3 separate regions of the Homo sapiens genome follow, and all the other regions are linked to region 3. A link is a loop called in an ENCODE intact Hi-C map of the cell type or tissue named here. Cell type or tissue: mammary epithelial cell. All regions are shown on one strand.

Evidence for each region. A loop is a pair of places that touch in the nucleus more often than their neighbours do. Peaks named below come from ENCODE experiments on the same cell type or tissue, not always from the same donor. Only the 100,000 strongest peaks of a DNase experiment are listed, where the experiment ranks them.
Region 1: a loop joins it to region 3, with 8 times the contacts of the local background. A loop is called at or near these places in 2 of 110 quality-filtered maps.
Region 2: it touches region 3 in a loop (7-fold over the local background); 6 of 110 quality-filtered maps call a loop at or near these places.

What each region holds. Positions count from the first base shown.
Region 1 is chr14:51,485,546-51,493,545 of GRCh38, reverse strand. The region is part of intron 2 of FRMD6-AS2 (FRMD6 antisense RNA 2); the gene reads left to right. It also overlaps a transcript of FRMD6 not described here. Among named protein-coding and RNA genes, the nearest start is that of LINC02310, 92 kb to the right of the region's middle. In mammary epithelial cell, no CTCF peak of the experiment used is centred here; DNase peaks (open chromatin) are centred at 3,095 and 4,545; H3K4me3 peaks cover 3,669 bases; H3K27ac peaks cover 4,080 bases.
Region 2 is chr14:51,329,959-51,337,958 of GRCh38, reverse strand. It overlaps LINC00640 (long intergenic non-protein coding RNA 640), which reads right to left and starts at 4,566. Exons shown (of 5, transcript NR_038358.1): 1 at 4,395-4,566. LOC124900595 (a long non-coding RNA gene) reads left to right here. Exons shown (of 3, transcript XR_943854.3): 2 at 1,770-1,876; 3 at 4,489-4,560. In mammary epithelial cell, no CTCF peak of the experiment used is centred here; DNase peaks (open chromatin) are centred at 238 and 3,818; H3K27ac peaks cover 3,125 bases.
Region 3 is chr14:51,390,847-51,398,846 of GRCh38, reverse strand. LINC02310 (long intergenic non-protein coding RNA 2310) reads left to right here and starts at 1,712. Exons shown (of 4, transcript NR_146549.1): 1 at 1,712-1,847; 2 at 5,238-5,387; 3 at 5,798-5,879; 4 at 6,516-6,718. It also overlaps a transcript of FRMD6 not described here. RefSeq lists enhancers at 1,864-3,063, 2,724-3,224, 3,225-3,725. In mammary epithelial cell, a CTCF peak has its summit at 3,423; DNase peaks (open chromatin) are centred at 2,306, 2,436 and 3,276; H3K4me3 peaks cover 143 bases; H3K27ac peaks cover 4,761 bases.

The sequences.
Region 1 (8,000 bases), 95 kb before region 3:
AGGCAAAGGAAGAGCAAAATCACATCTGACATGGCAGCAGGGAAGAGAGAGAGCATGTGCAGGGGAACTCCCCTTTATAAAACCATCAGATCTCGTGAGACTTATTCACTATCACAAGAACGGCACAGGAAATACCCACCCTCATGATTCAATTACCTCCCACTGAGTCCCTCCTACGACATGTATTATGGGAATTATGGGAGCTACAATTCAAGATTTGGGTGGGGACACAGCCAAACCATATCAGCCTGTGTCTATGAAATAAAATTGTGTTAGAAATGAAGTAGAACAAAGTAGTAAACACATATTGCTAAGATCAAGGTTTTGAAAAATCTAAAGTGATACAAATAGATGATTGTTGATTAGGATCTGGGAGATTAAATTTTTTCATGTAAACACCATTTTCCCAGGAAGTCAGCTGTCTTTGAGATGAGGAGGAAACTTTTTAAAGCCATAATAGGAAGTGGTTTTAAATAAACCCAGCAGCATCTTCTGAGTCTCAGTTTCCCCATCTGCTGAATCAGTGTCATGTACCTATATCCCAGGATTGTGAAGATTAAATGAGATGAACCATCTGAGCACACCCTGTCCACTGGGAAGGAGTTTGTAATCCAGGCGCCATGGTGGACGCAGCATGGAATAAGGGAAACAACTTGAGCTTCAAATTACAACCCCCATTTACATGCCGCCTCCATCACACCTAGTACTGAACTTTTACTAAACCTTAATGTCTTCAACTGTAAAATGGGTCTTTCTACTTTGCCAGGTTCTGTCATGATTAAATGGTGTATCACATGTAAAGAGGATAGTAAAACACTGGGTACACACTACCTGTTCAATTAATATTAGTCTTCTTCCTTTCTGTTGTTTCAAATCTGCAATTCTTTTATTCTCTTTTTTTAAAAATTCAAAATGAGAGAAACTCTTTGAAAATGAAAATAAGCAACTTAAGACCAAACATCAAAGAAGGTGATACTTGACTGATTCATTACCAAGTTATACAATAAAAATAGTTTCTAAGACGTTTAAGGGGATAGGTCTCGGTATGCTGCTCAAGTTAACCAGAGTCATCCAATGGTCTCGGTGCTAAGGAGGCTGACCTTGGCCCTCCTCTGGCATCCCTAGTCTTGTGAGACAAGATCCACATTACAGAAGATTTGCCTATAGATACACACAGGAACAGGTTAGAGTTGTGACAGTTGTGACAGCTTGGGAATGAGCTATCACAAGACTGGTTAATTGTAGGACCACAGGCAAACAGGTTAGAGATTTCCCAAACTCTACCTGAGAGTAGTTTCAAACAGGTACTAGGAGTCCATCCCAAGAGGAGAACTCTTGGTTCTAGGTAGGTTCTGGGGAATATATTAGCTGAAACTCAAGGAAAGGAAAAGAACAAGTGTGGACACTTCCTGACTCCTCTTAAAGCAGGACTCTGTCTCCGGAAACAGCAGCATAGTGGAAGTCAAACATATGTTCCTGCAGAGTTAGAGTCAGCCCTGAACAGCAAGGAAAGAACAAGATGCACAGCCCTTGTTTGTAAACAAAGACCAAGATAAATGTCAGCTGCCAGACCTCAAAGGGAGGCACGACAGGACACTTGGAGAGACAACTCACAGGCAGCAGAGGAAGTCCTTTGGTCTCCCTGGTGGTTTCCAGCAGACCTTTCCAGAGCCTCCATGGAAGAACAGGGGAGCTAAGAGGGCCAGAAGGGATTCTGCCTAAGTGTCCGCCTCACAGAGCTGTACTGTCTTCTCCTGGCCAACTTTCAAGATCAATTTGATTTTCACTGTCATCACAGGCTGTGGTCGAATGCTTTGGAGTCGGGCACTTAGATTTGAATCCCCCAGCAGCAGAGAAAAGGCTAAGCGTCCATTTTGGTTTCATTTTTTAAATTTTTTTGTTTTGTTTTGTTTGTTTGTTTCTATGAAATGGGGATACCAGTAGTCCTTACTTCATAGGGTTGTTGTAAAGAATAAATTAGATCAGGTATATAAAGCCTTTGGCACAGTACCTGGCACATAGCTGGCGCTCAGCAAATTCTGGGTGCTGTTACTGATATTGCTGCTGATTTCTTCCTCTGCTTTGTCATTTCCCCCATGGCAGCATATTTCACCAGAACTAGGAGATGTGAGGAGCTGGGGAACCATCAATGAAAAACTCAGACATTTTCCAGAGTGGGGAAGGATGTTATTTATAGCAACCAAGAGAAGAAGCAGCTGTAAGGAAGCAGTGAAAAGGAAGCGCATGTGCTGGTACTGAGGTGACCTTTACATCTATCAACCTTGCCTGTGGGCCTGCCTCAGTCCAGCTAAGGAGTTAGCCTCTTAGGGCAGGTGAGGGCCCCATGCTAACATGCAAGGAAGTTCAAGAATGTTTGTTGAGGGCCTAGGGCATTCAGAACGATGCAAAAGAGAAAAGAAGCTTCCCTTGGAGACACCCAGGGAAGAGTCTTCCAAAGGGGAAGGGGCTCCACCCACCCCACTCCCCATTCAACTTCATTCCCAGGGTTTTGGGGAGAGGGCAGGGCAGAGAAGGTATTTGGTCCCTGCCTTAGAGCCTGCCCTTAGTCAAGAACCAGGGCCCTTGCCCAGGGAACTCAGGGATCACAAACAGGGTCCAAATCTCATAGCAGTGCTCTCACTATTCTTGGCCTTGGAGAACTGGATTTTAAGGAAGCTTGAGCCCAGTACTGAGAGGAACACAGTATTTATTTTCAACAGGGTGTCATTCCCAAGTATATATAGACAATACATATTTTTATAGTAGGTCAGTACACAAGCAGTTTCGGTAACTGGGCCACCTTAAGAATTCTGCTACGGTAACTGCACTAAAACTCTGCGGTTGTCTTTTTGTTGGCAACACGAATAAGAGGTAGGTAAAGGTTACTAAAGAAGAAATTTCGCATTTTATACACACACACACACACACAAAATACACACATATATCGTCCAGGACCTAGCACTGTGCCCCACACACTATACACACGTATACAGCCAGGACCCAGCACGGTGCCCAAAACACAGAAGGTGGTGATTAATGTTTCCAGAACAAGTGGTTACAGAGATGCATTTTTAAATGACCCAGCATTTGTCTGTAAGCCAATATATGAGAGTTTCTCCTCTCTCCCTCCCTCATATTCTGTCTCTCTCTCTCTGTCATAAATACACATGCAGAAACACAAGCACACACTCACAATGGCAAACAACAGATAGCCTCAATATTTGGTCATCTTAAAAGTAATGTGATGACACAGTTCATAAGTAGCTTCTCTGAGAACTGATTGCCTAGTTACTGACTCACAAACTTAGTCTGTTTTTTAAAAGTAGACCTAGAAATTCTCATAAAACTCCACTTTGTTCTTCTCCATATTCCCTTTATCACTTCCTTCTATCACACATGCATCATATTTTACTTTTACAACACTTGGGATCTGGTTATGACAAACTCTGTAACAGCTCATTGTATTCATTGTACAGTTTCTTGTCTAGTTTTGCTAAGTTATACCCCTCATAAAAGAAGTGCAGGAACCCCAAATATGTAAATGTCTCCTTTTCCAACCCAGAGGGTAAGCATGTAACTGATACTAATGTAACCGACACCTACTTAATGTTTCCCAGACTCTTAATAACTTCCTTTTTAAAAACTTATGATGGTGTCTTACAAGAAGTCATTGTTGGGCTCTTGAAACATTTAGAATAAAACGGTGCATCAAAGGGACCGGTCTTCTGGTCAGGTTATCATCTGTGTTTTTGAGAGTGTTCTTACCAAGGCAAGTGTGTGTCTAGAGTACAGGACACGTACATAAACACACACACTGTAAGCAAAAGTACAGAAAGCACAGGCACTGTCAAGTCATGAAGATGTGAGTTTCTTCCTAGCCCTGACAGCAGTGGCTGTTACATTGGACAACCCAAGGTACCCCCTTCCCTAAAGAATAAATCATGAGACAGATCAACTTCAGCAGCAGAACCAACTCCCTCAGCAGTTTGGGCTGGTTTGCAGACAAATCAAATTATTTAAACCCTTCGATGATTCTACTGTGCCCATTGTACAGGAATTTAACATTAAATTTGTCTTCAGATTATATTTCATAAAAAAGGGTAAGAACAAACATTTTTTTCCTACCTGCTGCTGGAGCCACCAGGAGCCAGGCTGCTGCTCTCAGAATGGGGCAGACTCCAGGCATTAATCTTCAGCTCCTGCCCCTGGAACCAGAATCGTCGAAACAAAATTTTCAGTTGCTGTGAGTAAGCAGGCTGTTTACTTCCAGCCACTTCTTTCCCATTCCCATGGCTTTTTGAGTGCCAGAGTGGGGTGCTCAAGGAAGAATGTTTGGAGAGAAAGGGATTGAGATTGGGGGAAAGGGCAGGAGAAAATAGTGTTAGTTCACCCAACACCCTTCCTTCAAGGAGGAAAGCCCTCTTTCTCCAGTTTTAATTTCTCATAGAAGATCTGCCACTGCATTACTCATATAATTGCTACATTGCCCCTTCACAAACAGCAGACATAACTTTTTGGGCGAGCCTCCAGATTTCTGATGCATGCCCGTACCTGTCTGCAGAGATATTGCTGTGCCTGGGAAAATTGGGAGGGCAACATACCCACCCAAAGGGAGGACCCAGTCTAGATTATTAATCAAGCTCTCGGGATAAAATATACCACAAAAAAAGCAGAGGCCGGTGTGAGCTTCTCCATCCATAGGGCATCCACCTCATTCATGGGATCACTGGTTAGGGATCGAACTTCGTTCAAATAGATCAGCAGCTACACTTTGTCAAGCTTTGACTTGTTTCCCCAAAGAGGAAAGGAGTAGCAAGGATTACTATCACAGAAAGAATGTGGCTTTCTTACTCCAGGCAGTCAATGTAGGAGAGTCAAAGATGAGAGATGTGCAATTAGAGTTCCTTTAAATTCAATATCATGAAATACAGTATTTAAGAAGACATTTCAAAGATAAGGCAAGCATTATAGAAGCTCCATGTTTGATTCATTCCTAGTTTCCAAGAAGGTGGTAGTACTACAGTAGAGAGGATGTAGAAATAGGGCAGAAGTTGTTAAGTCTTGCTCTGCTGTTGACTACCCATGTGACCTTGAATAAATCCCTTAAACTGATTTCCAAATAAGCAAAATGAAAGGATTGGGCTGGAAGACTGGCACAATAACAGAACACCATCTCTCAGTTTTACATCTATTCCATCTTGTTTTTGTATCAAAACTTTGATTTTCCTTTGGGGAATCACCCCTTCCTCTCAGCTGTCGTGGATGTTGTTGACACCACCCCCAGACTTCTTCAGAAGTGGGCCTGTGGCCAAGTCTAGCCAATCAAAATTACTGCGAAAATTTCAGAGACGGGCTCCTGCCAATGGGAGTCGTCCCTGGAATTTTTGCTGGGAAGGGAGGTTCTCATTCTGCTGTGGTTTCTAATCATAGAAGCAGAGCCTAGGGCTGCTGGTGGCCACCCTAGGGAAAGAGGAACTGCCTGAAGATAAAGCCACTGCAGAAGAAAGCAGATCTCGTTACTACATCGTTTGAACACTTCATTCAGCCATGACGAAAGCAAGCATTTCCCTCAGATTTCTTAAAAATGTCCTTTATCTCCTTAAGCCCATTTCAGTTAGATTTCTAATACTGGCACTAAAAAAATTCCAGCTAATATGAATTTCTTCCTACTTCCCTCTATACCTATCACCACTGCTTTTTAACATTCATTTCTACAGTATCAGTGGGGGGATTTCTAGGGCCAATAAATGAGTTTCCTTTTGCTTCACTCTTGGAAATGTGTTTCAAGGCTAAGCCTGCATAGCAGAGAGATGTCAAAGTAAGGCAAATTCTGGTGAAAGACTTTAAAAATCTTTCATCCTTTCTCTGAATATAGTTATTTGTAAAAAATATTTTTAAAAAATAATGCGCAAAGGTGAAATGTACAAAGCATAACTCCCCACCATTTGACCTTCCAACAATAACTATGGATAACATTTTAGTGGCTTGCTATTCAAAATGTGACCCATAGAACAGCAGCACTGACCTGGAGCTGGTTGGAAATGCAGGACCTCAGGCCTTAATCCAGTCTTGCATTTTCACAAGATCCCCCAAGTGATCTGTATGTAAATCAGAGTCTGAAAAGCACTGGCTTAATGTACAGCCATCTAGAGATTGTTTTCATATAGTCAGCAGCATTTTTTCCAGTACCTATAATTTGTTGATTTTGTATTTTACTGATTTTGTAAAGGAAATGTATATACAAATACAATAAACCAAAAATAATGTAATCAAAATTCTTTATAACAAGCAATTCATTTACAGGGACTGTAACTATAAGCCAGTTATAAAGCTGTGACAAACCCACACTAGACCTTAGGATACTATATACAGTAACAAACAATACTGGGACACTGTACACGCTAGAGCAGCAGGTCTTCAACTTGAGCATTCATTGGGACCACCTGGGGGTCATGTTCATGATTCCCAAACCCATACTGAGAGTTTCTGATGCAGTAGGTCTGGGGTGAGGCCTAAGCATTTGCATTTCCAACAAGTTCCCAGGTAATGCTCATGCTGCTGGTCCCAGAACAACATTTCTCCAGTACTTCAAAAACAAAAAAAAAAAAACGGTTTTATACCCTATATACTATCCTGAAACTTGCTTTTTTCACTGAATATTGTATCTAGGACATCTTTCCATGCCTAGCATATATAGCATTGCATCATTCTTTTTAAGGGCTGCAAGGTCAGAGATCGTTAGGGATATGACAACATAGGTTAAATGACAAAAGAGAGAATGACTGGCATCTTCCACATAAGGACAAGCATACCCACAACCAGAATTTCTCATCCACTTTCAACTTGAAATAGGCATCTTGTGATTGAGTCTATAGATCAGCAAAGCTCTGGACTGACCAGGAAAGAGATTAGCATTGTATCAGTGTCCACGAAGATACAAGTATGAAATTTGATTCCTTTGGGAACTATTCTGGTCTTTTATTTTTTCTATGTTTTCAGTGCCAGTTATGATAACAGGTATACAGTAAGAACTTCATAAATGCCTGCAAAGTCAATAAATGAAACCATCAATGCATTGAATGCACATAAAAACTCTACACAGGAATTCTTGATACAGAACTGCTGCACCATACTGCATACTGCTAATGCTTAATAGTTAGATAGCCCTCCTCAGTCCATCAGACTCCCACAAAGAAAGTGATCCAACTTGCAGGCCGGGCATGGTGGATCATGCCTGTAATCCCAGCACTTTGGGAGGCCGAGGAGGGCGGATCAACAGGTCAGTAGATGGAGACCATCCTGGCTAACACGGTGAAACCCCGTCTCTACTAAAAATACAAAAAATTAGCCGGGCATGGTGGCGGGCGCCTGTAGTCCCAGCTACTCGGGAGGCTGAGGCAGGAGAATGACGTGAACCCGGGAGGCGGAGCTTGCAGTGAGCCGAAATCGCGCCACTGCACTCCAGCCTGGGTGACAGTGCGAGACTCCATCTCAAAACAATTAAAAAAAAAAAAAAAAGAAAAGGAAGTGATCCAACTTGCAAACTTGCAAGTATGGTTGGAACTTCAAGGGGAAGTCTGGCAACAATCAGGTCTGGGATTCTGAGGCAGTTCCCTGGCCATCCCTCAGCTTGACTGCAGTGTGCCTGCTAAATGTCACCTGTTGTTAAAATGCTCTGGGCTTGGACTTCCTCACCTCGGGAAAGTTAACCTGTTGAAAAGGTTTTTCGCTTAGGTAGAAAAATACAGCCATATAAATAAAATATGAAGACATATATCCAGCATATATAATCTTCAACCGAGCCATGCCCATGATTCTGTAACCACACATGTGATCACCACCAAACAAAGGATGGCGTGACTACGATATACCCTAGAGGATCACATATTGAACAGAAATGCAGAAATTTCAAATGCAGAAATTAGAAATTTGGATTGAGTTAGGGAGTGAGATGGGATGAAGAGATGGTCACAGGTACTGTTCCTCAAACAGGAATGGTG
Region 2 (8,000 bases), 61 kb after region 3:
CTCTCAGACTACATTAAATTAGAGACAGTGCAGTTGTGAGACTGAAGAGAGACCTCAGGGATGACTCTTCCTCCAGCATCCTCCAGATTCTGGCTTTGTTGCCAGCAGCCAACACTGGCAGCGAAAGATGGCTTAAACCAGTTGGCTTGCTTTGAATGCCCATAATTGGCCACACTACCTCTGCAGATGGTCCCTGAGGGCACAGCTCCTGCTTGGCAGAAGAGTCAGTGGTTTTCAACCAGGCCCCGGAAGTGTAGGTTTAATTTCTGAAGCTAGCAGTAAGATGGGAGCCACGTTGCCCTGTGATTAGCCTGATGGAGACAGCAGTCCACCTGAGCTCCGCCCACCCTGAGGCCCTGCCTGGGCATGTGCTGGAAGTTCCTTTAAACAGATTCAAATAACAACAGTTTATGTGTCTAGATACCAAAAGCATATGAGGGCAGTCTGGACTCAGCAGGCTGCACATTTCTCCAAACAAATAATTTATCACTGATTCTTTTAGCAATAAAACAGGGGAGGGAGAGAAGTTCAATAATAGAAGTAACAGGTGCAATTATAAAAGTTCCAATCATACTCTTTTGTTATGAAGTTAATTCCTCAATAAAACATGCATACAACTCAAGAACAACACACAGAGCTAATTTCTACTCTAGGAATTTGGAATAAAGTTAGATTCCTGTCCCATAGACTAGAAGCTGGTTGTTTTCCATCCAAGAGCAAGGTAATAAGCAGAAAGAGAAAACTCTTTTCATTCTCTTAAATAGCAGGTATGCTCAGGAGACATTCTCACTACCAGGGAAAAGAGAATGGGATTTGGAATCTGTAACATGATCAGCCACTTGCATACCTGGATGAGTTCATTAGCCATTCTGAGACCCCAGCCACTTTCTATTTTGGTATAGATTGGGCTAATCATATCCACTCTCAAGGTGGAGTTGGGAGGATGAAATGCTGAAAGCACAGCTGGCTTTTTTGGCTAACATTTATTGTGGGCCTACTTTGTTTCAGCAGAGCTGGGCTTTGGGTGACCCCACTGTCCACATGCCTTCCAAAACCGCACGTTACCTCTCCCAACACTGTTCAATAACCATCAGGCTGTCTCCTCCCCACAATGTGCCCACTCTGCACTTTGGGCAGCCACAATCTCCAACTTCAATTTGTGCATCTTCAATTCTGTAAAAGTAGTGACAATCTACTGCTGCTTCCCTCATGATACCTTTCCACAGTAATCTTCCTCCCTCTCTCTCTCTCAGTCAACTCTTGCCATCCCCTTACCTAATGGCATTTTCCAGCTCTCAGGAATTCTGAATCAATCTGCAATTTCTTTTCCTAGAATCCTTCCCCCCAAGAGTCCTGATCACATGTGAAACAAGTTTGGCCATTGTGCAAATTAGTTCTGTGGCCAAGTTCCTAATGCAAAGTCTAGCAGAAGCCAAGGGTGGGACTGGGAAAATGAAGTCAGTGTGACAGCCCCATGGTGAGTGGAAGGGTTGGAAGGCTTTGTGATCCAAAGGAAAAAAAAACACTAGACCAGGAGTCTCAGCCTCTCTCCCAGATCTACCCCTGAGTCCTGTGACCACTATAACACTTTTAATATCTATGGGCTTCCATTTCTTCACCTGTGAGATCAGGAGGTTGGGATCAAATCAGACATAGTAAATAGGTGGTACTGGTGCCATCATTCACTCATTCACTTACCTCCTCCCACTCCACGCACACACACATCCATGGCACATATCATTAACCAATCAGTACCTTTTTTCCTGCAGAACCCAGACTAGCCCCAGCACTCCAGGCAATCACCACCAAACAATGAGAGTTGGCACAGGATACAAGACTTCTGTCCTTCTATGACATGGATTTCTTCAGCATCCAGGTTTGCAGACTAATGAGCATCACCTTAAAGTAGGGCAGTGTAACTTCCTGGAAATCAACAATATGTACCGTCTAATGCCTCTTTACGCTGCAGCTCTGGGCAGACTGTAGAATGGCCAGGCTAGCCTGCCATGTGGGGAAACCAATCCTGAGTATAACCCACAGCTCCTTGTCCATGCAATGGGAGATGGTCCTTTAATGCCCAGCACAGATTTTTTATTGGAATTTCCAAAGAGCATATCCCATGAGCCTCGTTTCACCACAGATAATCAGACTAATTCCTCAGACTCCACAGTGCCAAGTCTTTCCTTACTTGCTAGCTTCAGTGTCTGCTTTGGCCTCCTGCCCTGCTTATGAAGCTCTGGCCCTCTCCACTGTAGATTCCACAGCCCATGACCTTGACTCAACTCTGTATCTGACTCCAGCCACCCCGGGCTGACTTGCTGCCCCTTTCTCCTGCCAGCCAGGGCCCAGCAGCCCCAGAATTGCCTGCCCTCTGTTGCCCCATCTGCCCCTGGCCACCCATCTCCAACACTGAATCTCCCCAGATGTGTCTGATGTCTCAGCACTTTCCCTACTAGCAGCGAGTGGCACTCAGCATTGGGCACTCCTCTGGCCCTGAGGGGACTGACTGTGGAACAGTGGGATCCTTGCTACCCCATGGCTTTCAATAGCTTCAGGAGCTCCCTTTTCTTGCCTGAATTTCTCTGCCTGGTTTCTAAGGTCCTGCGCAATCTAGCCTACCTTTCCCAGTTCCCATCATCCCTCTACACTAGCTACCTTGCTCTTCCCGGTGCAGCACCAGCTCCCAAGCCCACTCCCACCTGAGGCCTCTGGACATCATTTTCCTCTTGCCGGCAACTTCCTCTCCTCTTTCTCAAGGTCCCCACAACTAACAATTCTTCACAATTCAGCTTACGTCCCATCTCCTCCATGAAGCTTCTCCTGATTATGCCAGGCTTTGGTTTTTACCTAACATTTAACTTTCCTACCAGGTAATTTAGTACTTAATTATATGTTACTTCACAGGATTTTACAGAGCGGAAGTTCTTTGAGGGCAAGAACCTGCCACATGGCCTGAGTGTCTCTCCCTGGTGACATTATAACAAATTAACAAGCAAAACAAACATTATTGAGCTCCTCTCCTATGATAAAAGTGCTTAAACACTTGCTAATTCGTTTTTTGAAACACTGAGTAACTGTGCTGGGATGCATCAAATTCTTGCCCATTTATGTCCCATCTGGATCATAACAGATCCTTCTCTCCCTGAATTAAAGAAAAACTTAGATTATGCTGGAGTCCAAGAAAGTATTTGCCTATTAGGCTTTGGCAGTGGTTTTCAAGCTTTTAATACCGAGAGTCATCTGGGGTATTTTCTAGAAGAGTAGATTTCTCAGCTGCACGGACAAAGTTCCTGATTTCGTGGAATAGGGCCTGAAGTGTGCATTTTAATAAGTGGTCTAGGTAATCTTAAAGTAGATAGTTTGTCAATCCTACTCTGAAGAAAAAACGGGGCTGTGGGAACTTGCTTTCCCAGAGACAATCTGCAATGGGTGGGGCAAAGGCAAAGAAGGGGCCACCACCCCCAGAAAGGTCTATCCAGATTTTCCTCAGCCTCTTCTTTGGTTATACTCCAACTCTGATTACCAAATCTTTGAGACCCTCAGCCAACAGGCCACTTGGCCTTGAAGAGTCATTTTTATCTGCAGGGATCTCCCACCCACAGGCCTCCACTTGGCCTGCCCTCACTGGAGGAAACAAACACACCAGTGCTCTGTTAACCAGCTGCAGTGTTGGGCTTACAGGTTATTTTAACTCCACTATGAATCAGAACAGAATTATGAACAATTTACATGAGACTTGTCACATCTTGTTTCAGTCTTTCTTTGGCTCATAGTTTTCCTTGTTTGGCCTTTCAAATACTTATACGTCTGATTATTTTCAAGTCTGGAAGACTACATAGGTAGCATTACACAGATATGGCTTCTCATGGCTGACATCTCAGGAAGCTCTCAAATTCACAACCCCACATGTCAAAAGTAAGGAAACAGAGAAAGCTTCCAAAAAGGCAGGGCAGAGCTGGGTAGAGCATCTCAGCTGGCACCCAGGCTGAGTAATTCTTCTCTGTGTCTTAGCATGCCATATACAGAGGCCTGAGGCCAAATGGATTTCCACAACAACTTCTGCAGCCTAATTAAGACCCATCCTGTTTGCACACGGGAACTTTGTAGGGTAGACAACTGTTAATAAGAAAGAAATAAAGTATTTTTTTAGAAAAATACTCCTGCCCTAAAGCAGATGTTAAACAACCAGGCTCCCAAAAGAATCTTGTATAAATGATCCTCTAAGCATGAGTTAGAATCTCTACTTCAAATGAGAGAAATATTCTCTGGAGATTTCCCCTAACTGAGGCAATGAATGCTCCCATGAGCTTCCTGGGCACAAGAGATACCCCAGAACACTGGTATTTCTTCTAAGAAGGCAGAGTTCAAGTGCTCTGTAGAGTGATAAAACTTACCACGTTCTCTTCCTCCGATGCTTGATTCCACCCGGGGTTCACAATAAGTCTGTGCAATGTGTTTGTTGAAAAACTGGTTCTCACTTTCTTCCAGGTGTGCAGGGTTTCTGAGCCAGGAGCAGTTGAGGAGTGGGAAGAACATCTGGAAAGACTGGGAGTAAGGACGCCCCATCTGATGGAAGAAAGGAAACACATGCCCACCCATTTTTGCACCTGGGTCTTTCATTTGCCTTTACACTGGACTCTTGCAAGCCCTAAGCAGGACATTGCATCAAGCTAATGGGCTTGTGTTGAGGTCTCTTTCAACTCACCCCAAGCCTTGGGAGAGTCATATTTCTGACAACTAAATTCATGAAGTCTTCCTAAGCCTCTTTTAAATCATGATTCTCCCTTTGAAACAATAGGCACACACATTAAAGTCCAAATAGTCATTAACCTTTATCACCATTCACTAGGAGGTCAGAACAGAAGAGCACCATGTAGGAATGGACAGCCTTGTGGGTGTCGTGGATGCATGGTCCCATCTGGAACCCTGGGGCACAGATATCATGAGCAGAGGAGGCAGCAGGGCCAGGGGTGGATGCGAATTCTGCCTCTACCACTTCTAACCAGTACACCCTGGGCAGTGTACTTGACTGCTTTGTTCTTCAGTCTCCTCCTCTGTGAGGTTGAGATAATGGTAGCAACTAATTTAGGAGATTATTGTGAGAATTAAATGAGATTGTCTATGTCATAATAGGTATGCAATAAGTGCCTAATATATGTTGATTTTTTACTCTGTTTTCTAGAGAAGACAGATGTAGAATTTAGTCTTCATGATGGGTGGCTTCTGAAGATGTCAAAAGGGACAATGCCTCAGAGGCTGGCAGCCCCCTGACATGGTGAAATAGGCAGCCGTGTGGTCAGGCCAGGGCACAAGATTCACACACTCCCTCTCTCCCTCAGTAATGCTCAGGTTGTCTACAGGAAACATCCTATAGTCCTACATATCTTGTTCCCCACGTTGAACAAAGTGAGGAGAAAGACATAAAAGGATTTCTCTGCTCTTGCTCAGTTTTCATCTCATGAAAGAATAAGACTTGCCTCAAATTTCATGAGTGTACAGTCGAGTTCTTACCTGGCAGAACTAATCTTCTGGGGGAACAATAATAGGTCATGTTAATTAAGTACTCATTCTCCTAAGTATATTTTTTATTATCTCATTTTTTTCTCATAGCAACCCTCTAAAGAGGGTCTATTGTCATCCCCATCTTACAGAGGAAACTGAGCACAGAATGGTAACTTGCCCAAGGTCATCATTTAGCCAGAACTTAAACCCATTGGGTCAAACTCCAGCACCCACTATACAAAGCTGTCTCATCTCAACCAGCCCTCTCTCCTTCTGACTCACTTCGGTATTTCATTTTTTAATTGACATTTGCTAAGAAGGTCAAATGGATGACGAAGGATGTTGTTGAGCACTCATTTTAGCAAAGTTGTATCTAGCACTTAATCATGTGACCAATTGCTGTACTAAGACTAGGGGATAAAGGGAGGGGAGGACATGCAGTCCATGTCCCTAATGAACATTCCATCTCCTTGATTGGCGGGGGAGAGAGAGAAAGAGAGAGAGAGGCCACATGAAAGAAAAATAACAATGTAAGAAAGGGAGAGAGGAAGAGAGAGGAAGCAGAGATCTGGGAGAGTACAGAGGAGTGATGCGGTGATTCAACCCCACAAGGAAGGTCAGTGTGTCTTCTTTGCATATACGGTAAACAGAAGAAACTGAAGCTTAGAGATCTTAAATAGCAAATCCTAGTTTGCTTAGCAAGTCAGTGGGGGGAGGTAGGAGACTAGTGTCTGACTCTGAAGCCCACACCCTCTTCACTGCACATATGTCTCCCTGATCCTGAAAGGGTAGTTTACGACCATGTCCTTAAGGGCCTGAATGTTGCACTAAGGAGCTTGGGCTTTATTCTCTAATGAATATAAGTACCCACAATGCTCCTCTGCTCTAAAGTTAAGAGCATCATCTAGGGATTGCCGGGCAGAAGGCAAATCCCACTGGTTTCCTTCTACGCACACATATATCCCCTCCAAGGGTGTCCAGTGAGCCAATCAACCACTTTTTTCACTTTTATGCAAACACAGCAGCTGGATTAGCTGCACCTGCAGCCTCTGCTGTGTCACACATGATAAAAGGATCAAAGTCTAGAACATGACTTCAGACTATAATTTAAGATAATTAAGATTTTTAACCTAAATTACATTTTAACATTTCATAACAGAGCTGTCAAGATTCTATCTATCAAAACTCTATCAAGCAAACAAAAGAGGATAATTATATTTTCAGACACATGCAGTCATCACTCTGCTTAAGTTCTCATAAAAAAGACTTCTGTCTTCTTTCACATTCTCATTTTCAATTGCTCTTCCTCTTCCCAGCCACCCTTGGATTCTGAGACTATGCATTCTTAAACAAGAGGAAAATATTCCAGAGGAGTTTGTAACTCAGGCCATGAAAGTGTTTCTCAGAAGCGGCAGTTCTAATTAGAACTGCATCTAAAGGAAATATCTCTTCATTGGTAGGGACATCTTGCCTCACTAAATAGACTCTGATTGGGGATGAGAAAAGGCAGCATATTAAACTCTTCAAATCAAAGAGAACAATGAAATGCCAAAAAGTTTCCTCCTAGAAGCTGAATTTGCTTTCATCTTGTCCCATTAAGATATGGAGATTGTTGCAAAATCTTTGAGTTGCCACAGGAAGAATACTAACTATTTTGGGTATTGCTGGATGCCTGCCCATCATCCACTTCACCTCTCCCCTGACCATTAGGAATCAGCCATGTCAGTGAGGTAAAAATGACCCTACTCCCCGCTGCAGTGGCCTAAGGCACTCAATGTAATCTTATCCTCATTAAGACTGTGATTGATTCAGGAATACACAAGGAATACATGCTGCAGCCAACCCTTGCACGGCGTCCCCCAGTTCCCATGACTGCTCAAGACAGGGGCACAGGATCTTACTTGGCCCCATGGCCAAGAATGAAGCCCACAAGTTTTGTTGGACAGTAGAGAGGAGAGAAATGTTCTTCCTTTGGACCTTCTTTTGGCTCTTCTTTTGGACCTGTGTGTGCAGACATTGGACCCAGAACTGTTGCAGGCATTTTGCTATCAATAAGGGAAGCCTGAGGACAAAGCCTACACACTAGGAGGATGAAGCCAGGACTGTTACAGAGAAACAGAGCAGGAATCCTGATTAAACTGTGCGTGAACACTGACACAGCCAGTTTGAGTTCAGTTCTGCTTTGTTTGCAACCAAGAGCATCCTAACTGATCCACCAACTCTAATAGTTAAGTACAGTGTTCTTAGCTTTGTGGGATCGTAGCCCTTTGAAAATCTGATATAGACCAGGATCCCGCTTCCCAGAAAAACACATGTACAAAAGGTCACATAAAATCTAGGGGTGACAGGGGCATGGACTCCAGATTGAGTCTCCAGCAGACTGGTTAGGCACTTAGGCTTTGAGGTAGGATAGATCTGGGTTCAAATCCTAGCTCAGCTACCACCAGCTTCTTGTCACTTTATGTAACTCTTCTGAACCTCATTTTATTATGCCATAA
Region 3 (8,000 bases):
TGATGGTGGATAGGATAATTTGGAGTCGGGAAAACCTGGAGACCAGTGAAAAAATTATGGAATCTATTGTCCCTGGTTGAGACTCTTTTTCCCAATTTTCTAGTTTACCTGCTGTCTTCAGAGAGGATTATTAGCATATCAGGGTGTAATTTTTTGAATGAAAGTAGGAAATTAGGTTTATCATTATTTCTTTGTTCCAAAAGCCTGGTTGTTAGAGACTTCTTATTAGTGTACTTTTCATAATCTAAGAATTTCTAGTGAGATGGTGAAATATGCAAAAAAAAAATGCAATTTGCTCAGCTTATAAATATTGGCTATTTAATTAACATTGTTTGTGACAATGACATATTTTTCTTATATAGATGATGAGAGAAAGTTCTTTGAAAAATTGCATAGCTATTGTTCTTGAGTAAGTTGCTAAGAGCATTTTACCACCAAGAATAGAGCTAAAGAAAATTGGCTTTGCCTTGTCTGAAGACCATGACTTCTACCTTGGGAACATGTGCACCGAAATGAATACAGCCTCCTCTATGTGTTCACGGGAGGGGATCGTGGGTGGGGAGGTGCAGTGATTCTCAGAACGGCCCTTGTAATTTAAACCTAAGTACCAATATCTCTATGTCAGAAGCAAGGAAATAGACCAAAGCATTAAATGACTAGTTTCAAAATATGCACTTAACCAGCTCTAATGCTGAGAGGAAAATCTTCACTTTTATAATTTTTTTGTATATCCAAGTAAATATGTATAACAACTTTCTCCTAAGACATTTCCCCCTTTTGGTTCTAGAGACCAAAAAAATTGTTGTCTATGTTTCTAAACTTTTTTTCAAGGACTTCACACTTTTAAATTCAAGTTGAATACCCGTTATCTGAAATGCTTGGGACCAGAAGTGTTTCAGATTTTGGATACTTTTGGGTTTTCGAATATTTGACTATATACCTTGAGATATATCAGGGATGGGACCTAAGTCTGAACAAAAAATTCATTTATGTTTCATATACACCTTATAAACATTGCCTAAAGATAATTTTATACAATATTTTAAATAATCTTAAGCACGAAACAAACTTTTGACTGTGTTTTGACCGCAACTCATCACACGAGGTGAGGTGTGGAATTTTCTACATGTGGCGCGATGTCAGTGCTCAAAACATTCAGATTTTGGAGGATTTTAGATTTTGGAGTTTGAGATTACAGGTGTTCAACCTTTGTATCAAACACAACCAATTTATTAACAAAGCAGGTACAAAGTACAACACACTTATGCCCCTAACTTTTGAAGAAAAGCAAAAAAGATTAGTAGGTAAAAGTTGTTTTTCTCTCCCACAAATCATCTTTGCTACTCACACACACATATACTTTGCAAGTGTTTCCAAATCTCTGAAAACTTCACATCTCTTGTCTCAAGCTCTAGGTATGTACCTGCCTACCATAGTGTGGTGTCAAAGGGAAGGTGTCTGAGCAAACTTATTGATCTTAACCTTTTCTTCTCCACCTATGGCAGAAGCCACAAATACCTTATGTAAAGGGCTTGCAGCTGTGCCCTGTGAAGGAGCACTCCCTCCAGACTGGGCATGCGTCCTGGCCTCTGTTTGGAATGCTCTCTTTCTGCCTCAGTTTCCTTCCTGATGTATATATATAGACTCAGCCTCTCTGCCCAAGTCTTCTATGATGACAGCTCACTAGGCAGGCAGCGTGGATCTATGTTCCAGTCTCCTCTTGCAGATCAGATACCACCTCTGAGATCCTTCTCTGCTCCTCACTGACCAAACTCAAGGAACAGATCTTCCCTGCCCAGGTCTCCAGGACCCCAACCTACCCACTTCTAGGAGAGAATTCACACAGGGTAAGTTAAGAACACTTATAGCAAGGGATAAATCCTCCCTGCCCCTCGCATGGTGTGCCTTAACATTTAGCCCTAACCACAGGGATACAGAATAGCCCCTTCTGCAAAACTGAACTGGAAAATTGGATCCACATATAAAAAAGGAGGTTGTTCTGGCTAATTGATTAGTAAGGCCCCTGTAGCTCGTCCAGTTACATATATTCATGTCCAGCTTGTCACACTGTCTGGCTGACTAATTTGGCCTACAGACTCCCCAAACATGAGATTCTAATGACTCACCTAAAGTTTTAATATTCAGAAAACTGGGCCTTCTCCTTGGAAAGTTGTTCCGATGAGCAGGAATGTTAATCTGTGAGTGTAAGTACTGCCTTCACCTCTGGACGTGTCTGTGTGGTATGTGCCAAAGAGACAGAACTCAGCACAGATGGTGACTCCTGAATCATTAACTTCAGGCAGCTGCGTTCCGTGGCTGTACAGCTCCGTGGCAGCACAGGCACCAGGAGCCCACAGATTATCACGATAAACAGTACAAGACCTCTTGCAGGTCGTAGGCCATGGAGCACATGTTTAACTTCTTTGGGGAAAAAAATAATTCGCTGGCAAAAAAAAAAAACCCAGAATATTTGCCAAACACCTCATTTCCTGCTCTATAACCAGATGGTTATGAATCATGTGAAATATCCCTTCCACCTCCATGAACAAATATTCGTGTTATTTACAAACTAGTAGTACATTTGTGACTGCACATACATGCTTAACAAATTTCTAGGCCGTGGAATGTATTTCTCAAGTATATGGGAAAATCTATAACATGAAAATCTTTATCTTCCCAGGCTTTCTGAATAATGTGTATTAAACAGTTGTTGACGACCTAACAAAAGTTACTGGGTCTTGGAGTGTGAGACAGATCACTATTTTGGAGAAAGGATGTTATATGAAGCAGGAACTACATTTTTTCACTGTGGTTTCACCCTTTTATTTAGAAACAACAATAAACATTTTTGTTACGGCTTTGAAAAGAGAAAATAAATCCCTTTTTGTTATGGCTTTGAAAAGAGAAAATACATGCCTTTTTGGAAGAGAGAAAGAGAAAAGGCAGGAAGGAAGGGAAAGAAGGAAGGGGAGATTGGATGGATTCTTTGCTAGCCAAGGTGCCTAAGAGCTAGAAACAAAAGTAGGAAATACAAACACTGTAGCTTTCTGCACCACAGCTGCCTCCCCTCGCAACAAAGAGCAGGCCCTCGGCCTCCGAGCCTGGGAGAGGGAGCATCACCCTTAGGCACAATGTAGCCCAGAAGGGCCTGGCGCTGTCCTTTTTGGCCTCCTGACAAGAATGTTCACTTACAGATCCCAAGTTATCCTAAGTCCATCTGGCGTGTTCTGAGGATCAAAAACAAATGTGTGGAGCCTCCCCTCCCTCGCACCCGCCTGCACTCTCAGGCTCTGACCTGCTTTCAGGAGCACTCAGGGTGAAGCCCAGACTTGTCCCACAGGGGATTCTCTGGGAGGGAGGCTGGGAGCACATGGCATGCAGTGCCTCTGCCTCCTCACCCACCCTAAGAGGTGGAAGGAGGCAGCCCAGCAGTGCCCCTCAGAGTCAAAGACAGCGTGGCTCGCTCTCACAAGCCCTTCAGCTTGCTGGGCAGTAGTGAGATTTTTTGTTCCTTTCTTATTAGAGTCACAGAGAGTCAGAAGGGAACTCAGAGATGATTTTACAAAGGGAAGAATATTAAGGCTTAGCGAGGTCAGACTACTCACACAGGTCATGGCAAATTAGCAGAAGAGTTGGGATTTCATTTTTAGTGTTTTGCCATCCTATGGATGGGTTTAAATCAGAGGTAATAACTTTGATCCAGCTATTCTTCAAGAGAAAATAAAGCCAGGGCTTTGGGAACAGTAGGAGGTGGGGATGAGGGGAAGGGCAACATCAGGCAGCATTTATGTGACCAAACAGACACGTTTTTGACACAGGTTGGACATGTCAGATAAAATAATCTGCCATCTGCACCAACTTGCTTGACCTGAACAACAAGTTCAAATGCCAAGGTGACTAGAGAAGAGGGAGAGTACAGGAAGCAAGGGAGGGGGAGAGGCTTCTCCTCTTTCTCAGGACAGGAGTCTGGCACCTCATCTTTTTATGAACAATAGAGCCCCTGTGTAAGCCCCATGTCCCTCAGGAAAGGAGGATCCCAGGAGGTCCCATCCTCTGCAGCCTGCAGTGCCTCTTCCTCATTTCCTTATTGACTCCTGATTCCGGGGGTCCTAGGTGGGCAGGGCTTAGACGTCCAGTTGCATCAACTGTCCCTGCATCCTATCCCTGATTTTACTTCACTACAGGAAGTAGCCAGAGTGCAACAGCAGGCTCTCTGTGTCTGGATTTTATGACAAAAGAGGATTTATAAACAGAACTTGAGGGCCTTCCTGAGAAAGAGAAATTGGCCTCTCTTCAGTCAGGAGCCAGGGAATTATTTGCACGCCAAGCAAATAGCTCCCAAGCTAACAATAAATGGCTCTGGGGCTGTGTCATTCATTGACCCTGGGAATTCACCCAAGGCACCTCTGAAATTTGAAAATAGCTGTTAATTACATTAAATCGTGAGAATTACAGATTTTTCCAAAAGGGATGACTATTAGAAATGTGAGGTGTCAACGGAGGTTTGATGAATAGGCACCACCAGTTTGTTTTCTTCCTATAATCCAAGCCTCTGAAAATGACCTGAGAATTCACACATATGATCTGAGAGTCAGAATTGGCCAATATTGTAGAAAGTAAAGGTAAAACCTGTATTCTTCCCACCTCCCTTTAACAGAGTACGTACTACATTAGTCTGGTGTTTGGAACACCTACTGTAGGTTATTCCTTTGGACTTATGCGTTTTTGTACCTAAGAAACTTCTTTCAAAATAAAAATACTCTTGCCAGGGGCAACATATCAGGCTGTTGTAGACTGAATTGTGTCCCCCTAAAATTCATGGAAGTCCTAACCCCCAGTAGCTCCGAATGTGACTGTATCTGGAGACAGGGTCTTTATAGAGGTAATTAGGTTAAAATGAGGTCACTGGGATGGGCCCTAATCCAATATGATGGGTCTCCTTATAAGAGGAAATTGAGACACAGACCTGTTCACAGGGAAGACCGTGTGAAGACACTGGAAGAAGACAGCCATCCACAAAGCAAGGACAGGAGCCTTGGAGGAGAACAATCCTGGGGACTCCTTGATCTTAGACTTCTAGCCTCCAGGATTATTAGAAAATAAATTTATGTTATTTAAGCTGCCCAGTCTGTGGTACCTTGCTATGGCAGCCCTAGCAAAATAATTCACAGGCTATTTACACTTGAACATGAATTATTGATAGTAGGGAAAAAAAATGAGCCCTGTAACTTTCCTAGTCTTGAGGAATAGAGACTACAAACAAATCAAGTCTTCTGTGGGAATGCTGGGCCATGGGCTTTGGAATCACCACCAGTGATGGAACCCGAAGTAAGCTACTAAACCTCGACAGGCTCATTCATGAATCACCACCAGTGATGGAACCCCAGGTAAGCTACTAAACCTCAACAGGCTCATCCATGATGTGGGGATTATCATAATATCGACCTTATAAAGCTGCTAGGATTAAACAAAATACATGGAAAGTGTACAGTGCCTAAGACGTAGTGAGCACTCCATAAATTGTAGTTATGATAATAGTGAGGGGCTAGGAGAGGAGGCTCTGAGAAAAGAGGACTAGGTAGAAGACAGAGGGGAAAGTCATAAAAACAATGCTGGTCTGCAGAGTTGGGAGCCCTGGATTTTAGCTCCAGCCCTGCACTGATTAGATAATTTTGAGAAGTCACTTTGCCATCCTGATCCTCAGTTTCCTCATCTATACAATGAAAAGGCTAGACTATATACAAAAGACAAAAGGTGAAGAGGAAGCTAAAAACACCTCTTTTTTTTTTTTCTCAAGGTGGTCCTGAAAGGAGGAGGTGCTTTGCTTCTCTTTTTCGCAGATGTCAATTATGGATCAACTTCTGAGTCACATAGAAGAGGTAAACACAAGTTTCTTCACTCGCTTTCTTTTTCTTCCACCAAATATCCATCCCTGTAATAGCTACCATGATTGATAAGAGGAACATTTTCCAGGACCACCCTTAGCCATGATCTCAGGCCTCTGGAGTGGCCCCTTCCACCCTTCTCCAATGATCTTCCTTGCAGTGTCCCCTCCAAACCTTCCCATATCCAGGAAACCTAGATTTCCACACCCCAGGGGAACATCTCACTGGATGCCAGGAGAGCAGAAAAGCATAGATGGGTTGGACCTCACGTTACTCTGAAGGAATATCCTGAGATTTACTCTAGAAATATATTCTCTGCCAACATCAGAACTTAAGAGTCTTCATCACAAAAATTATTACATTTATTAGGTGATAATTGATGAGGCTTTGGACAGAGCATGCATTCCTTCAAGCAATCAGCTCTGTGCTTACTTGCTGCCAAGACACTGTGCTAAGTGCTAGGCTGGACAGTTCTTTCCTGGGGGGAAATTCATAGACTATTAGATAGTTAAAAAGAAAAAAAAAATCCATCATTTTACCATGCACTTCACATCGAATGAGCCATGGCATATTTCTGTTAAATATTGATATAAACCGTCATGGAAATAATTAAACATTTTCACCTTCCAGCACCATCAATTGGCCATTTCTCACCTGATCACTGAGGATATAAAGTGCTTTTCCAGACTCCAGGACTCGGTTCATTGCTAGTATCAGGACGCCTCTCATGTATGGGAAGCCAGAAACATCCCAGGAGCCTCACTGACTGCTTGGGCACAGCCCTCTGAGCAGACCTATGAAGAAACAGAAGGATTTGTGCCTTTTAGGTATCTCTGGTCAAAACAGGTATTTGAAGTTCTGATTCTGCTATTATCTGGCACCTCCACTTGGCCCATTGCTGGAAATATTAGGACTAGAAAACATCAAGATCAGGCACCGAACAGGCAAATCTCCACTGAGTGGTTCTGATGTGCAAATAGCTGATGAAGACTGGTTATGGTTATAAAATGGAACACAGTTTTCTAATTACATAGTGTGTGGGTCTCGTGTGTGTGTGTGTGTGCATGCATGTGTGTGCATGTGTGTGTTCGTGTGTGTGTGTGTGCATGTATATCTAAGGTGCTTCACATTTAGCTCTCAGCTCTCAGAATGAGTCCACATTCTGAGGTAAATCTATGGTGTTTGATACCAACCAATTTGAGAGAAACATCTGGTGTCATTTGCTTTTCTAGATTCATTTTTATATCTCCAAGACAGAGACACAACAAAGCTTTACTTAGGGCCAACTTATTCTAAAGTTTTATTGGTATCTAGAAGTAGACACCCATGTCTCTTCCACTTCCTTATTTGAATAAAATTAAGTGGGTCTAGTCCTTACCTTAATTCTCTCTTAAAAATGCTCAAGAAAACCAATTTCAATAGCTGGGCCTAAAACAATATTACAAAACTTGGGTGCTAGGATTATAACAAGGATTTTTCCAACCAGCAAGAAACAAAGCAAGACTTTCAAACAGTTTTATTATTTTTTATCTTTTTAAAAATTGTATTGGGGTAAAATACACGTAGCATAAAATTTACCATCTTAACCATTTTTAGGCCTACAGTTCAGTGGTACTAAGTACATTCCTATTGTTATACGGCCACTACCACTATCCATCTCCAGAATCTTTTCATCTTCCCAAACTGAAATTCTGCCTCCATTAAACAATAACTCCCCAGTCCCATCTTTCCCCAGGCCCTGGAAACCACCATTCTATTTTCTGTCTTTATAAATTTCACTACTCTAGACATTTCATATAAAGAGAATCATATAATATGTGTTCTTTTGTGGCTGGCTTATTTCGCAGAGCATAATGTCTTCAAGCTTCATCCATGTTGTAGCATATGTCAGAATTACCTTTGTTTTGAGGGTGAATAATATTTCATCATATGTAGATGCCACATATTGTTTACTCACTCATCCCTCAATGGACGCTTGGGTTGCATCCACGTTTTGGCTACTGTGAAAAATGCTGCTATGAATATGGGTGTACAAACATCTCTTTGAGACCCTGCTTTCAACTCTTTTGGGTATATACCCAAAAGGTTAATTGGTGGATCATACAGTATTTCTAC